2 separate regions of the Homo sapiens genome follow, and region 1 is linked to region 2. Evidence: read pairs that join two places in POLR2A ChIA-PET (ENCODE). Cell type or tissue: GM12878. All regions are shown on one strand. Links, peaks and the distances in the headings refer to the core of each region. The heading gives the core; the rest is flanking DNA.

The links. ChIA-PET counts read pairs that join two places held together with the same protein. Peaks named below come from ENCODE experiments on the same cell type or tissue, not always from the same donor. Only the 100,000 strongest peaks of a DNase experiment are listed, where the experiment ranks them.
Region 1: POLR2A ChIA-PET joins it to region 2 with 7 read pairs; 2 of 35 experiments call an interaction of 5 or more read pairs at or near these places.

The regions. Positions count from the first base shown.
Region 1 is chr12:94,519,060-94,523,453 of GRCh38, forward strand. All of the region lies in intron 2 of LOC102724960 (a long non-coding RNA gene), which reads left to right. It also overlaps the pseudogene NSA2P2. Among named protein-coding and RNA genes, the nearest start is that of LNCHR1, 25 kb to the left of the region's middle. RefSeq lists an enhancer at 2,309-2,892. In GM12878, for the core only: no CTCF peak of the experiment used is centred there; no DNase peak of the experiment used is centred there.
Region 2 is chr12:94,045,591-94,049,984 of GRCh38, forward strand. It overlaps LOC105369913 (a long non-coding RNA gene), which reads left to right. Exons shown (of 4, transcript XR_945223.3): 3 at 1,357-1,488; 4 at 2,252-2,448. Among named protein-coding and RNA genes, the nearest start is that of PLXNC1, 100 kb to the right of the region's middle. In GM12878, for the core only: no CTCF peak of the experiment used is centred there; a DNase peak (open chromatin) is centred at 2,351.

The DNA.
Region 1 (4,394 bases), core at 207-4,206, 470 kb after region 2:
GCTTTTACTCATGGCAGAAGGCAAAGAAGGAGCAGGCACATCACATAGTGAGAGAGGGAGCAAGAGCGGTGGCGGGGTATAGGAGATGCCAAGCTCTTTAAACAATCAGTTCTCATGTCAACTACCAGAGAGAGAACTCACTCATTATCATGGGGATGGCACCAAACCATCCATGAGGGATCAGCCCCCATGATCCAATACCTCCTACCAGACCCCACTTTCAACACTGGGGATTACATTTCAACATAAGATCTGGAAGGGACAAGCATCCAAGCCATATCAGTAACCCAAAAGACTGTTTAGGTAACTGCCTAATTTCTGGATAAGTAAAAATAATTCTCTTGGAAGAGGCATGCTGAACCCAGTTGCTTTTGTATTTTGTTTTGGGGTTTTGTTTCTTTTACTAATTCTGAAAAACATGTTCATGACAAAAACACAGCTAATACCAAAAAGTAAAGAAAAAAATAAAGGACACTCAATTCCACAATTACTACTGTAGATATCAGAAGGTTTTATTCAAGTTTTTTAATGTATATTCATTCTTCTTAGCCTGAGGGCTCATAAAAGCAGAGCCTGAGGCAAGGATTACAGCACTGATACTTTAATTGGGAAGTGCAAGCACAGGGTTGAAAGGAGAAGAGAAAAGGCCAGGCGAGACAAGGAAAGATGCAAACATGATTGTGGGATGTTGATTTTCAACCCTACTTCAGAACTGGGAAGAAAAGGATGGGAATAAGGGAAATCAAAATGCCACAAAACTCACTGCTTTTATTGAAATTCAGCTATTTTTCTTGAATCAACATTCTCTGGTCAATGCTGACAATTGTGCTAGCTTTCTTCTTGTTGCTTTCATGGTGGAGAGAATTTTTGGAGATCCTTACTCTTCCATTTTTCTCTGACATAACTCACACAGTTTTATGCATTTTTTTATTACACATGAGCATTTTCCATATCCTTAAGTATTCTCCAAAAAGATAGAGGTTAATGGATGTATATTATCGATATTTATTTAATCATTCTTCTATATTGAACTTTTACATTATCTTCTAGTTTTCTCCTTATAGATAATACCTTGATACATATTCTTTGACCATATCTTGGATTACTTTCTTGTGCTAAATTGATAGCAATGGAACTACTTACTGAATTAAAGACTATGAACATTTTTAAGCTGTCTGAGTTAGGTAGTAATAGAAAGTTAGGTTGATTACAGAGGAGATCTACCAAAAAAACAACAAAAAAGTAAACTGCAAGTAATAGAAAAACTAACAACTAGGATTTATTACTTACATAACCAAGAAATATGAAGGAAGATAGGGAGATATAATCAAGAAATTAGACTTTTTATTTTTTTGCTCCAACTTCTTCAGAATGTTGACTTTTCATCCAGGTACTTATTTGCCTCTTGGCAGCAAATGTCTCCCAGCATCACACTGTCACACAAAATTCAGGAAGACAGGGGTATATGAAGCCAGGACAGTGAGAGAGGCTCTTTACATACCACTCTTTAGGAAGGAAAATGTTTACCAGAAACCCCCCACAGGAGAATTCTCCTCAGGGCTTATTTCCAAGTACTGAGTCTTGTGGTCATCATTAACTGTTGGGTAGGCTAGGTAAACAAGTATCTGGTCTTTTCCACATTCAATAGTGAAATTAGACAAGATTTGATATAGGTGTTGAATTGGAACTGTATTAGATAGCAAAAGCCACAACAGTGCTGTGTAACAAACCATCCCAGAACTTAGGTGTAAAAAACAGTAAGCATTTATTTCATGTTCACAGTTTGGATTAATTGAAGCCTGTCTGATCTATGTTGGGTTTGGCTAGCCTTGTCTGTGGGAGGGCTCAGGTCTGTTCTATGTGTGATCATTATTGGGTTTTTTTTTTAATTTACTTTTTAAATGTTTACAATTTAATAAATCTCTTCATTGCAGACATGTATGGCTGTTTGGTAGTATTCAGAAACATCACAGCAATGGCAGTTTTTCCAATTGGTGTGTAGTCCTCAATAATTATATATAAAATTGCTGTCAAATCAGTAAGACTGCATTTATGCATGCATCATTTTCAGGATTGTTAGTAACCTGGGCATAATTTCCCCAAATAACTTTGCCTCCTTGCATCACAAGGCCCAATTCGCTCATATTTACTTCAATGACAGTACCTTTGGTAATAACATCGAAAGTTGTATACAGTGGGGACAAGGGGCTCTTCTTTACACCAAGTATTCGTAGGCAAAAGGTGGCTTTCATTTCAGGATGTGTTACATGGGCTTTCTTGAAATGCAAGCCCATTGGCCTGATGAATCTTTCATATTTAGGTGGTTTTCTTGTAAACCCATCTCCAACAAAGCAGACTTTAGTAACCATCCTCTTCCATGCCTTCTTCTTTCTCTTTCCTGTTCGAATAACTTTTAATACTTCTGTTTCTCCCTGGGCACGTACTTTAGGCAGAGGGACTTCCCATTTTCCCACTTTCTCTTTTCGTTTCTGTTTAATCCTATTGGAAAGTACTTTAGCTCGAGATTGTTCCTCTCTGTCCAGCAGATAGGCAGGTACTGCTCCCTGTGGAGTCTTTTCATCATTCTTTTGTTTGATGTTTCTCTTTTCATGCATCTTGATAGTCTTTTCATTTGTATTTTCTCAGCATGGCGCTGTTTATGGTAAAGCTTAGCCTTCAGACCAATCATTTTCTTTCCCTTCTTTGAACATTCATGAGCCTCTCGACTTTCCTTCTTTCCCTTTTTCTCATGGTAATCCAAATGGTATCCATAGTGTTTACAGTGTAATTCAATATATTCGTTCTGTGGCATGGTGACAGCCACAGAGCTGCCAGGAGCAGTCCCTGGGGTGCGAAAACGCTCTCCATTTTTGGGTCTCAGAGACCCACGAGCCCACGCCGCACAGGCCGGGACAGGAAAGCATTATTGGTTTTGTTTTTACTTTTTATTTTAAAACAAAATATAAATAAAGAAAACAGCTGGGTATGGTGGCTCACACCTGTAATCCTAGCTACTTGGGAGGCTGAGGCAGGAGAATCGCTTGAACCCCAGAGGTGGAGGTTGCAGTGAGCTCAGATAGCAACACTGCACTCCAGCCTGGGTGACAGAACAAGACTCTGTCTCAAAAAGAAAAAGAAAGAGAAGAAAAAAGAAAAAAAAAAAAGAGAGAGAGAGAGACAGTGTCTCCCTCTGTTGCCCAGGCTGGAGTGCAGGAACACAATCATAGCTCACTATAACCTCAAACTCATAGGCTCATGTGATCCTCTCCTCTTGGCCTCCCAAGTAGGTGGGACTACAGGTGCACACCACTATATCCAGTTATTTTTATTTTTTTATAGGGATGGGGTCTCCCTATGCTGCTCAGGCTGGTCTCGAACTCTGAGCTCAAACAATCCTCCCACCTCAGCCTTCCAAATAATTAAGATTACAGGTGTGAGCCACCACACCTGGCCTCCGTCATCTGCTAGTGGTTACCCAGTAGTATAGTTTATATAGGAAAGTCAGGATAACGCCCAATTCCTTTCCTTTATTTATCCATTTTTTGAAATAATGAATTAATTGTTATCCTTCAAAGGAGACCAATTTTTTATTACTATGAATTCAGAAATGTAAATATATTCGATGTATTTCAGTTCATTCCAATTCTTGTCCTTATTGAAGCTAAAATTGTCTGATTTGTGGCCACTAGGAATCTCTTCAAGTTGACGCCTGAGTCATTTTGAAATGACCCTAGTAGTTGATAGAGTCCTTGCTATCTGGTATTACAAAATGTTCTAGGTTAAGTTTGTACTTTTTTTGGTTTGTTTTTTGTTTTTTTGGGTTTTTCTTTTTTTTTTTTTTTTTGAGACAGAGTCTCACTCTGTCACCCAAGCTGGAGTGTAATGGCATGATCTCAGCTCGCTGCAGCCTCTGCCTCCTGGGTTCAAGCGATTCTCCTGCCTCAACCTCCTGGGTAGCTGGGACTACAGGTGCGCACCACTACGCCCAGCTAATTTTCATATTTTTAGTAGAGACAGGGTTTCACCATGTTGGCAAGGTGGGTCTCGAACTCCTGACTTAAGTGATCCTCCCGCCTTGGCCTCCCAAAGTGCTGGGATTACAAGCGTGAGCCACCATGCCCAGCCTAGTTTGTACTTTTTTTTGCCACAGGTTTGGAATCAGTCATTTATCCAAGAAGCTCTGGTTTTCTTTTAGTGAAAAGTGTAATTTCTTTATCACAAGCTGGGCTCCAGGGATGCCCTATGTTACTTGGTAGACTTGTCAATATATGGGGGCTATTTTAGTAAACAGAACTAGAGAATATATTTTGAAGGTAAAAAACATTTCATGACTTGACAGCGATATTTCTAATTCACACTCAAGTCTACAGTGCTATGCCTTAACATTTTTTTTG
Region 2 (4,394 bases), core at 266-4,265:
ATAAAATTTTTTTAAGCTGCAACCCGAATCCAAGTTTGAGTAGCTCAAAAGCCTGTAGCTATGATCACCTAACTAGGAGTTTCTTGGAACACAAATTAGAAAACCGTGATCTAATCTAACCTCTCATTTTAAAGATATGAAAATAAGGCCAAAAGGGTTTTTTTCCCCTTAAGATTATAAAGTAAATTAGTAGCTGAGTTAAAAAAAAAGAAAGAAAGAAAGAAAAAAGAACATTGGCATTGGAAACTGAAGACTCCACTTTACAAGTCAAACCGCCCTTGAAAAGCCAGTTAATATATCTAGCCTCAGTTTTCTCATTTGTAAAATATCGATAAGGCAGCCTACTTCACAAAACAATTTTGAGGCCTGCATGAAATCAGGTAGGCAAGAGGCCAGCACAGTGCCCAGTCCACAGTAAGCGCTCAGGAAAGGACAGCTTCACTTGAATCCCAGGCTAGTGTTCTTCATTTCCACCATGTTCTCACAGTGAGTGAACCCCTTCACAACATGATACATTACTCTCAACAGATCACTTTTGCACGGGCATGTTTTTGCACTCAGTTTCCTTTATTTTTTTCCTTTTTTTTTTTGAGATGGAGTCTCCCTCTGTCGCCCAGGCTGGAGTGCAGTGGCACGATCTCGGCTCACTACAAGCTCTGCCTCCCGGGTTCACGCCATTCTCCTGCCACAGTCTGCTGAGTAGCTGGTACTACAGGTGCCCACCACCACGCCCGGCTAATTTTTTGCATTTTTTAGTAGAGACGGGGTTTCACCATGTTAGCCAGGATGGTCTTGATCTCCTGACCTCATGATCTGCCCACCTCGGCCTCCCAAAGTGCTGGGATTACAGGCGTGAGCCACGGCACCTGGCCTGCACTCAGTTTCTTATGGCAGGACTACGGGAGACTCATCAAACAATACATGAGTAGAGTCCTGTCTCAGTTCGTTTCTGCTGCTATAACACAATATCCAAGACTGGGTAATTTGCAAAGAACAGAGATTTATTTTCTCACAGTCCTGGAGGCTGGGAAATCCAAGATCAAGGCACCAACACATTCAGTGTCTGCTAAGGGCTACTCTCTGCTTTCAGATGGTGCCTTATTGCTATGTCCTCGTATGGCAGAAGGCAGGACAAAAGGGATCTAGTTAGTTCCCTTGAGCTCTTTTATAAGAGTACTCATCCCATTCGTAACAGGCAGAGCCTTCATGACTTACTCATCTCCTAAAGGCCCCACCTCTTAATGTTATCACATTGGCAGTTAAGTTTCAACATATGAATTTGTTGGGGGGAGGGGAGAGGGAACACATTCAGACCACGGCAGGTCCTAACAACTTATTTGTGAATTCCTGGTTCAGAGCTCAGTGTGCAGCCCACTGTATCAAGTCCTAGACCAGCCAACGAAAGCTGCGTTGAACCTATCCTGCAGCAGAAACACTGGTGAAGAAGCCTGGAGAAACAGAGGCCTGCAGTACCCAGTAACTAACCAGGTAGAAAAGCAGCCATCTGGTGTGTCAGGACTGGGGTGAGTGGGGTGACAGAGAGTTGTGAAGGGAAAGTGGAAGTGGAGGCAGGTGACTACACCTTCAGCTGACCTGAAGTCAGCTGACGTGACTTCAGCTGATGTGATGAAATCCAGCTGGTTTCCCAGGCTGGGATGCCTTTTGCTTTCCACAATAGGAATGGCCAGTAGCTGCCAGCCCGTGGTGGAAAGAAGCAACTGGAGATTGCAAACTCTCCTCTGCTCTCTCAACAGGCAATAGGATATTGGGGTTGCCACTGCAGGTTCTAGGGTCACAAAAACACAGGTTCAAATTCTACCTCTGCCCCTTACCAACTGTGCTACATTGAACATATAACCTGAATTTCTCCCTGCCTTGGTTTCCTCCTCTATGAAATGGGAATAACAACATAGCACTGAGTTATCGAGGTTCAAAAGAAATAATACCTGGGAGGCTCCCTGCATAGTTTTTGGCATAAACCTGGCTTCAATGAGATTAGCAATTGATATCAATTTACACAGTTCTAAATAGAGAAATTTTTCAAAGTAAAAGACTGAGAGATAGGGATACACAAAGGCACACAAAGACAGGTAATTTTGCTTTCTCTGCTTGCCTTTTTGCACTTTGCAAGCAAGAAGGCAGGCAAGATTCGGCTTGTGCTCAGCTTTTATGGCCGCCTCATTTCAAAACAACCTCAGGCTACAGAGATGGAACCTGCAGCTTTCTCAGAAACCAAACTTTTCTGTTTCAGGCTGCACGAATGGAGCATGAGAACACCCTACAGCCTGTTATTTGCTGCATGTTTCTACGGGCACCAGCAAAGCACAACTTCTAGTAATGGGATCAGTAACCCAAGTGACGGAACTGAAAAGGCAAGTCTGAATTTATCTCCATCTGTCATGTTCCAGTGAACAATGAAAGCACAGTAAAGGGAAACGCTGCTTCTTGCATGTTTGTGCCAGTCCTTCCCTGCTAGGTACTATTATTAGCAGCATTAATAAATGCCTCTGACTTGCAGTAAAGGTTCAGAATGCTGGAGAGTTACAGGGCATGCCAAACACATAAACTGCCTGCCCTCAGGGCTGATGGGCACGAAGGCTATAAGATGAAGCCCAAATGGCAGAAACATTCTGACCAGGGAGGAGTGATTGCAGGTGAGGTAGGGAGATTTTTTTTCCAGGGCTGTGCTGGAAATGAAAGAGACAAGCCTTCGCGCCCACTATTTGGCTGCTCATCCTATTCTATTCTTGGGAAATCATTGGAGAGATGAGAGAAGACAAGTGACAGTCCACTTTGAATGTCACCTCTACCATCCTGGAGCCTTGGGAGAAAGCTAAAGATGTGTCCAGCCTTATGGCTAAATAAGGTTAAGCTGGGACAGAGACTGCTCATTGTTCTCCAGAGGCTATACTCTAACTTTTAGAAACACAGCTCTGAGTTAGCAGGGAACTCTTAAGACATGGGACTCCCCAGGGGTGAGCTAGAGACACCCACCCGGGACTCTGTGGCCGTAGGTGTGGTCACAGGATTGGGCTCTGGCCAACGGGTTGAGCACAGAATCGATGAGCACAACTTCCAAATCACAGTGTTTTTGGTGGTGGTGGTTGTTGTTGTTGTTGTTTTAATACAGAAACACCAAGCCTTCCATTCTTACTTTTCCCCTCCCACTGGCTGGAAAATTGGAAGAACTGAAGGAGCCACCTCAGGCCCAGGAAAAAAAACCACATTCTGAAAGTTGCACGTCTATCCAGCCAGCAACCAACCACACCAGCTCTAAACCTCTCACCTTCCTCTGCTCCATTGCATGGAATAAAAGCAAACTTCTCTCCTACTTAAGGCACTCTGTTTTGGAGTCCCTTTCTTATAGAAGCTTATCTGATACCACATTCACAGATGTGGCTTTGAACTTGAGTAAGAGAGAAGTGTCCTGTGTTTGTAAAAGGTTAAAAGTTTATCCACATTGCCTTCCTCTTGTTCCTCTCTCCGTCCCTCACCTGCTGGGCTCTAGCTGGACCGGCCACTTTTCTGTTCTTGAACTCCTTCACTTCTTCCCCACCTCAGAGTCCTTTGCCAGGAACTCTCTGTCTTGTCACTCTTCCCTTGGTTGACTCCTCACCCTCAGTTTACAAGTCACATTCTCAGAGAGACTTTCTTTGACCACCCTATATATATTCATTTTCTATGGTACATAACCAGTGACTGTAAACTTAGCAGCCGAAACACCACAAGTTTTTTTTTTTTTTTTTGAGACAGAGTCTCACCTTGTCGCCCAGGCTGGAGTGCAATGGCACAATCTCGGCTCACTGCAACCTCTGCCTCCTGGGTTCAAGTGATTCTCCTGCCTCAACCTCCCAAGTAACTGGGATTACAGGCGCACACCACCACACCTGGCTAATTTTTGTGTACCTTTAGTAGAGACAGGGTTTCACCATGTTGGTCAGGCTGGTCTTGAACTCCTGCCCTCATGATCTGCCCTCCTCGGCCTCCCAAAGTGCTGGGATTATAGGTGTGAGCCACCGTGCCAGGCCAACACCACAAATTTATTACCTCACGATTTCTGCAGTCAAAAGTATATGCCACATGTTATCTGGGTCTTCATCTCAGGATCTCACAAGCCTGCAGTCAAGGTGTCAACTGGCTGTATTCTCATCTGGAGGCTCAATGGGGAAGGGATCCACTTCCAAGTTTCCTTCTGGCTGTGTCACCAAGGTCCCTGTTCCCTTGCTGGCTGTCAGCTCCTAGAGGCCACTCTTGGCTTTTTGCCACACAGCTCCCTTCAAAGGCAGCTCACAACGATATGGCACCAATCCAATAAGATAGACTCTTATATAATGTAACCTACTCAAGGGTGACTATCTCATCATATTCATGGGCCTGCCCACATTCAAGGGGAA